3 separate regions of the Mus musculus genome follow, and regions 1 and 2 are each linked to region 3. The links are chromatin loops, found by intact Hi-C in ENCODE. Cell type or tissue: left cerebral cortex. All regions are shown on one strand.

What was found. Peaks named below come from ENCODE experiments on the same cell type or tissue, not always from the same donor. Only the 100,000 strongest peaks of a DNase experiment are listed, where the experiment ranks them.
Region 1: a loop joins it to region 3, with 2.2 times the contacts of the local background. A loop is called at or near these places in 2 of 42 quality-filtered maps.
Region 2: a loop joins it to region 3, with 13 times the contacts of the local background. A loop is called at or near these places in 2 of 42 quality-filtered maps.

Annotation. Positions count from the first base shown.
Region 1 is chr19:55,575,092-55,577,591 of GRCm38, forward strand. All of the region lies in intron 7 of Vti1a (vesicle transport through interaction with t-SNAREs 1A), which reads left to right. Among named protein-coding and RNA genes, the nearest start is that of Gm41871, 120 kb to the right of the region's middle. In left cerebral cortex, no CTCF peak of the experiment used is centred here; a DNase peak (open chromatin) is centred at 1,299; H3K27ac peaks cover 388 bases.
Region 2 is chr19:55,360,748-55,363,247 of GRCm38, forward strand. The region is part of intron 3 of Vti1a (vesicle transport through interaction with t-SNAREs 1A); the gene reads left to right. Among named protein-coding and RNA genes, the nearest start is that of Vti1a, 46 kb to the left of the region's middle. In left cerebral cortex, a CTCF peak has its summit at 942 (motif pointing right); a DNase peak (open chromatin) is centred at 2,045; H3K27ac peaks cover 825 bases.
Region 3 is chr19:55,521,611-55,524,110 of GRCm38, forward strand. All of the region lies in intron 7 of Vti1a (vesicle transport through interaction with t-SNAREs 1A), which reads left to right. Among named protein-coding and RNA genes, the nearest start is that of Gm41871, 180 kb to the right of the region's middle. In left cerebral cortex, no CTCF peak of the experiment used is centred here; DNase peaks (open chromatin) are centred at 1,160 and 1,925; H3K27ac peaks cover 743 bases.

The DNA.
Region 1 (2,500 bases), 53 kb after region 3:
ACAGTGGGTTTAAAAAAACAAAACAAAAAACAAAAAAACTCAGAACTCAGGGAAGGCAAGTGTCTCTTCCTAAGTCAAGAATAACCAGTCAGTGTCACCACAATTGCACATATGTAACCAGGAACTATAACCTGACAGAGATATGGAGGGGCCCCAGGAACATGCAGACATGAGCTCCTTCCCACTGTGCTCTAGGGAACCCCATAGACAAGGGCCACTGCAGAGTCCAGCCCAGCTCTGAGCACACCCTCCTCCTCTTCCTCCTCCTCTTCCTCTCCTTCCTCCTCCTCTTCCTCTTCCTCCTCTTTCTTTGTCTCATAGGCCATTCACCAGCCATAGCTGCTGAATTGAAATACTAAAGCTGACCAGCCACCTCCATGTTGCCCTTTCCCTCCTTAGAATCAGTTGCTTCCAGATATGACAGCTTGGCTCCCTCACTTTGGGGGTTCAACTCAGCCTTTTAGAACCTTCAGTTCATTCGCATAAACTGTTTTTTCTAATTATCCATTAAAATAGAGATGTTTATAGTTTATACATCCTGAAAACATATTTTACAATCAAGTTAGACATGACCTGACATGTATGCATACTTCACATAAAAGCTGGCAGCCCCTGGTCACTTTACCTGTGACATGCAGCCATAGAGTGTATATGTAGTCAATTATGAACTAACAAGTTATTTGGAAAAAATTTCTTTTCAAGGCTTTAATATCTGAAAGAACTATCCAAGAAACCTATTTTAAATATAATAATAACAGTGCCCACAATCCACTGCCACAAGGAACAGCTGTTACCCACATCACTGTTTTCAAGTCTGTAAAGGGACACAGTTTAGATTTTGTTTTGTCCATTTTTTTTTGTGAGTTCCCCCCCCCCCCCGCAAAGCTGCGGCTCACAGATGGGTATACTGTAAGCAAATGTTAGAAAATGACTGTCCCAGCCAGGAGTGGTGGCCCCCATGCCTGTGACCCAGCTGCTTGGGAGGCAACAGCAGGGTGATGGACGCCCAGACTAGCCTGGGTGACACAGATTTGTCTCAGAACAACAACAACAAAATAGTAAGCAGTTTCCTACTAGGATAAATCTTTACTCTTGCTACAAAACCTATACTATCTGTAATCTAATGTGGGTTTGATAACATATTCTGCAGTTTTTGATAAGAATTTTCCCATCATTTTTCCAGTGGCCATTCACAAATCAATTTGGTGATGAAAATTAGCTATTTTCTCCAAGTCTGGGAGAATAGACCATGCAAAGGCAAGTAGAGCCCACACTCCGGTTTGTGTTCCACCCACACGGTAGAGGTAGCAAGAAGAAGAATAAGCTTGTTCTCCGTGAATATATTTATATGAGAAGAATTTTTTATTTCTTTCTCTCCACAGATGGGAAAGCCTCAATTTCAGGCTATATCCATGACTTTGTAGGGCTTTAAAAAGAAAGAAAACTCTCCCAGGACGAAACCCTTGAAGTCAGAGCAAAGCAAACCATCAGAGAGCTTCCAGGCATCATTCCAGGGTCAAGTGTGAAACCATGAGAAGTCTAACAGCACAGGTAGTGTCTGGGAGGCAGGAGAGCCTAGCACACATGTCTCCACACCACAGGGCATGGCCCTGACTCGACAGCACCATGTCAGCAGGGTTACTTAAAACAGTCGGGTTGGCTTTCTGTTTGGGCCTTCTAGCTTCTGCATAAACAAGGACTCACTGGAAAGACGTTGAGCCCAGAAGAACAGACATTCCTTGGGAGGAACAAAGAAGCAGAGAGGGACGGTTGGCCTCTCGGGAAGTCATGAAATCTCCTATGTAAAGCATAGTAATATTTTTGTTATTACTTGATTTAACACTCCAGGAATTTAGCCCACGCCAGCTGTGAGTCTCAGGGCCCCCTGCTCATTAAAACTCTCCTCTTTCCATCCGGCCCCTTTCTACTGTTACTGTCGCCTGCCTATTGTCCCTCAATTGTCTGTGTAATTCTAGAACGTGCCTGTTCAGTTCCTCCACAGTGGTTCTTTTTATTCCTCCCCTTTAGATATGGTCTTAGTATGTGATAGCCTTCGCATGCTATGTAGACCAGGCTGGGTTTGACCTTATGGCAATCCTCCTGCCTCTGCCTCCTGAGTGCTGGGTCATAGGCATAAGCCACTATGCCTAGTTTCAGAAAGGCTTTTATTGTAATAGCATATTGTCTACGAAAGGAAAAACTCATTTTGGAAATGTGGAGAATGCCAAAAAGTATATTGGAAACAAAGTGTGACAGAAGTAAGCCGCACATTGCACTGCTGTTCAAGTGTCACTGACACCAAGCAGCTGGCATTTCCCACGTATCCAGTCACCCCGGACACCGGAGGCAGCGAGGAAGTGTCTACAGTCTACACCACTCCCTTCGACTCCCACTGCCACATCTCTGTCCCAGTCACCCGGCATTCACCTTGGCTCTGTTCATTCAGGAGCCGCCAGCATGTGCAGTGGGGCCTGGCCACACAAGATTGGCGCAGTGGGTT
Region 2 (2,500 bases), 160 kb before region 3:
GTGCGCTGCTCAGGTAGTCTGTCACTTTAATAAATGTCCTCCTTCCTAGGCCTTTCTGCCTGAGTTATTCCACTCTTACCGCAGGACTGAAATGTTACCCAGCAGAGCTTTGTCCAAAGAGAATCACAGTGGCAGGATGGTGCTATTGATCCATCATTCATCTGCTGGGGGTCAGCACCAGCTTAAAGAAAATGCAAAAATCCCCAAGCTCTGTGGAGAGTGGCATTTTCTCGTGTGTGCCTGTAAATATTCTTGCATTTAGAGGAAGCAGAATATGGCATTTAAAAATATGTATGAGGAGAATTTTAGGTGTTTAGTCTTTTTTTCTATTGTATTTCTTCCCACTATAGTAGACATGATACCTCAGAAATGACCTGCCGGGCATGGTGGTGCACGCCTTTAATCCCAGCACTCGGGAGGCAGAGGCAGGCGGATTTCTGAATTTGAGGCCAGCTTGGTCTACAAAGTGAGTTCCAGGACAGCCAGGGCTATACAGAGAAACCTTGTCTCGGGGAAAAAAAAAGAAGAAGAAAGAAAAGAAAGAACTGACCTGTGTTTGGGCCCCTTTCTCAATTTGTGTCTTAACTCTCTCTCAGTTTTCCTTGACAACCCCTTCATGGAACTGGATGTCGTGGTCCCTTGGACTCTCTCTGACCCTCCGTTTTCATGGTCCATTGGAGTCTCATTTTTCTGCCTTCTTATTAATGTCTGAAGTCCTTGCTTTCAACTTTCATCCTCTTATTCTCTCATTAGTTTTATTTATCTTAACTCTAAAAACATGTTGTTCAATAAAACTTTGTAGCTTTATTCACAGAATTTCCCTCAACCTATCAGGAGCCTTTATGTCTTTTTTTTTTTTTTTAACAGATTTATTTATTTTTGTATCTAAGTACACTGTAGCTGTCTTCAGACACACCAGAAGAGGGCATCAGATCTCATTATGGGTGATTGTGAGCTACCATGTGGTTGCTGGGATTTGAACTTAGGACCTTCAGGAGAGCAGTCAGTGCTCTTAACCACTGAGCCATCTCTCTAGCCCCCTCTTTTATGCCTTCTTAAAAAATGTCTCTAACACTTTCAATTTTATAAATAATTAATGTATTTCTGTTTTTTATGATTAAATTATTTTAATAACTATAAATCTCTCCATTCTCTGTAGACAGATTTTAGGTTAGAGCTCATAAGATAGATTTTTTTTTAAAGTAAGAAATGTGATATTATTTCTAAGTATTTCCTCCTGATCAATATTTTCATTTGCTTTGATTTTTAAGAGCACTGTATTAATTATTGTATTTCAATATTTTATTACATTTTATTTTGTTTATTTGTTGTGTTTGTGTCTATGTGTGTGTGCCATCGCATGTGTACAATGTTTTCTGCATTGACGTCTTCTTTTGTTTGTTTTCTTTGTTTAGAGAGGGTATCACTACATATCCTTGGCTGGCCTAGAACTTAGTATGTAGACCAGGCTGGCCTCAAGCTTATGGATTGCTTGCTTATGTCTCCTGAGTGCTGGGACACAAGGCTACAGCCAGTGCCCTTTATCTACTTTCTAAGTGTTTTTTACATGAGCCATGAAGAGGTTTCTTAGGGGATACTTAGCTCCTGAGTTCACCATTTACCTGCCCAGTTTTAGAGGTTTACTGATTGTGGTTAAGCAGGCAAAACACTGGTCCCTGCCATTGTTCAGGGGCCATTAGTGACCCCTTCTTACTTTGCTTGTGTGTAGATCTGCCCATATGTCTGATGTCACATATCTCCAGAAACTGGGAGTGGAAAGGGCTCACTGAATTCTTGTTCCCTCTCACAGGGTAGAGAGTGTGATTGCTCCCCGTGGCATCCCTGTCAGCATCCTGGCCAATCCTTCTTCTCCCTTGGGAAACGGTTCAGTTGTTTTGGAAAATTCTGTAACCTTGAAAATTTCCTATTATGTAAGCTATCTAGCAAAATATTCATAGGCAAGTGCTGACGAGTTTTCCTAAAAATACAGCCTGAAGTTCTCTGCCACGGAGTTAAAATAAGACCCCGCAGATGCTTGGGAGGGTGCTGCTGGCGTGGTGGTGGTGGTGGTGGTGGTGGAGGTATGAGTATGACGAAGATGCGCGTGGAATTCCCCTTGCCATCTGCTTCCCATCTTGGTTCCTCCTTCTGACTCCCTCAGGTTTCCAGTACAGGTAACTACTGGGAGTGAGTTTTCATGCATTTCTCCAGATCTGTATGCAGACAAGAGCAAGTGTACATTTCCCGCCTCTCCTTCCAATGGAACAAAATGGTGCTTGGAAAAAGTGGCCGATGGTCTGTGTGATAGCACACGCAGCAGCTCTTCAGCCCTCGGGTAGGTCTGAGGGAGGTCTCTGTATCAGTGAGGAGCTGGAGCGTTCCTTTGCTTTCACGGCAGCAGAGAGCCTGTTTTATGAAGTCATCAATTGTATGCCATCAGTCACATGAACAGCTCCTTATTCCATCTCTTCTTCCGGGTAATTGACACAATTTTAAGTAT
Region 3 (2,500 bases):
ATCAAGGCAGATCCTAGCTGAACTTTACCACACAGCAGTATATACCACTGACTGCACATTGTCATCCGCCCCCCCTCACCCCCTCCACTGAAGTCCCTGCCATCTCTCCTGACGGTGAGGAGTGGTAACAGCTTTAGTGAAAGGTTCCCATGAGGCCAATGTGAGAATGTTCTAGCAACGGAAGTCGTCTAAACTTCTAGTCAAAATTAGTGATAAAAATCTTCCTGCTAGACTAAGATAGAATCCAGCCAAGGACAGAATTTCATAGAGACCCAGCGGGGTCCCCTGAGAGACTGATAACCTTTCTCACGTGTGATGGACGTGCTAATGACGAGGCTTCAAGCCAGTCCTCATATTTCAGTACCATTTCTAATGTATTAATCCATCATTATTAGCTATGCTAATTAAGAGTAACTAATTAATAAGATAAAAAAAAGCTGCCACACAGTCTTAACTGCCTCTGGAATTCTACACTTCATTAGTCTTTCAAACATTATCTAAATACCTGAGGGAGGATGTAGTCCCATTCAGATATCAAGCCCGAGTACCCTGGGGTGTGGATTAAAACTAACTACTGCACAGCAACTCTCCATCAGAAGCAGTTTAAGGGTAATTGCAGTGACACATGGCTTCTGAGATTCCCAGACTCAGGAATGGAGTTTGTGCCAATTCTTCATATGATGAGTCTGACAAGGTGCTGGGCTGGGGGATTCTCATGCTCTGCCTTTCACCTAATGGAAACACCCCAGGCCGCACTGGAGCCTTTCCTTCTATGTCCTCAAGGAAGTGCAACTCGGGAACACTGGAGATCTCAGCTGTGTAGCATGGTGACCCTGTGATGGCCCATGGGCTGGCCAACATCTCATGAATGTAGGTATCCATCTCTGTGCAGCACACTTTCTCATGTATGTATGCATGTATGTATGTATCTCTGTGAAGCACACTTTCTCATGTATGTATGTATCCATCTCTGTGTAGCACACTTTCTCATGCATGTATGTATGTATCCATCTCTGCGAAGCACACTTTCTCATGTATGTATGTATGTATGTATGGTATGTATCCATATCTGTGAAGCACACTTTTCCTTCTTTCCAGGTTGGGTTCAAGCCAGGCCTTAGTCATACTAGGCCCATCCTCAGCACTGAGCCACCCTCCCGGCACACACGTTTTTTTTAAACTCTAAGACTCTCCAACTTTATCATACAGTGTTGTCCATGAACTCATGGTTTAATGCACTCACTATGCATTTTTTATACATTAAAATAAATGCATAGTTTAAAATCTGAAATAATCTAAAGGTTACTGAATGTGTCACATAAAAAAGCCATCATCCACATGCTGCCTGAGATAAGCCAGGCCCTCCCTCCCTCCAGTGGCCTGCACACAGCATGCGGGAGTGGGGGGGCGGGGCATTGCTGTGTTGTCCTTGTTGGGTTCCTTGCCTGTCTCCCAACTCTGACATGGAGACCCTGGAGGGCAGGGACTGGCTTTCATCTCTGCATCACCCTGCCAGTGAGCTGGGCTCGTGATATGCATCCAATAAATGTTTGATGAATGAAAATCTCCCTTGTGATTAAAATATCATCAGCAAATACAAATATTTTCTGTTTTCTCTCACTTGGATTCCTAGCCTCTGATAAATTCTTGAAGTACAAAAACATGAAAGAAAACATAGGTAAGAACAAAATGTGTGGAGAAGAAGTAGGTTTGTCTGTCACCAGTCACTTCATTTCACATGATAAATGCCCAGCATCAGGAGCACTGAATGATAGAAAGTGTCAATGACTGGATCGGGCATAAATGCCATCACCTTCTGGGGTAAAATATCAAAGGCAGGAATGGAATCTTGTCCTATTGAGAGCCTCTGTGCATGGCAGTCTCTGGGAACAGAATGGACAGCAGGGGAGTGGGCGAGTGCGCGGGCAGGCAGGCCAGTGAGGAAAGGACACAGACTTCTGCAAGCGAATTTAACTCCCTGCTTTTTGGTAAAGATCTGTGAAGAAATGGGAAGAAGAAAAGTGTATCGTGTCCAGAAGCGTGTTGGCGGGTGGCAGCGTTGGTCTTTTGGGGTACATTTTTACTTCCCAACACCTTTAAACAAAGTAGATGAATCTGTACTTAAAAGTGTGGGTATCAGTTTGACAGTGGTCTCAGAGAACAAACACTTGAGGTTAGATCAGTTAACCAGAGTGATGACGTCACGCTTCACCCTTAACACTGGAAAGGTTTTGAAGTTTACCTTTCTACTGATTTCCATAAATGAGAAGTTTAAATTTAAGAAAGTACTTAACATTGTGCTTACTCTGAACCTCTCCACATGGTGTTTGCAGTTTTTAATCTACCCTCAAACATGTGCATTTAATTACAGAAAGGGGGTTTCAGTGTAGGGGTGAGTAATTCTATCAGCATTACTAGGGAGCCAGTAGGACAGAAAGAGCAGGGACAGCGAAAGGCAGAGAAGTTGCCTCATGACACTGGCAGGATGGAGGGAGGTTGG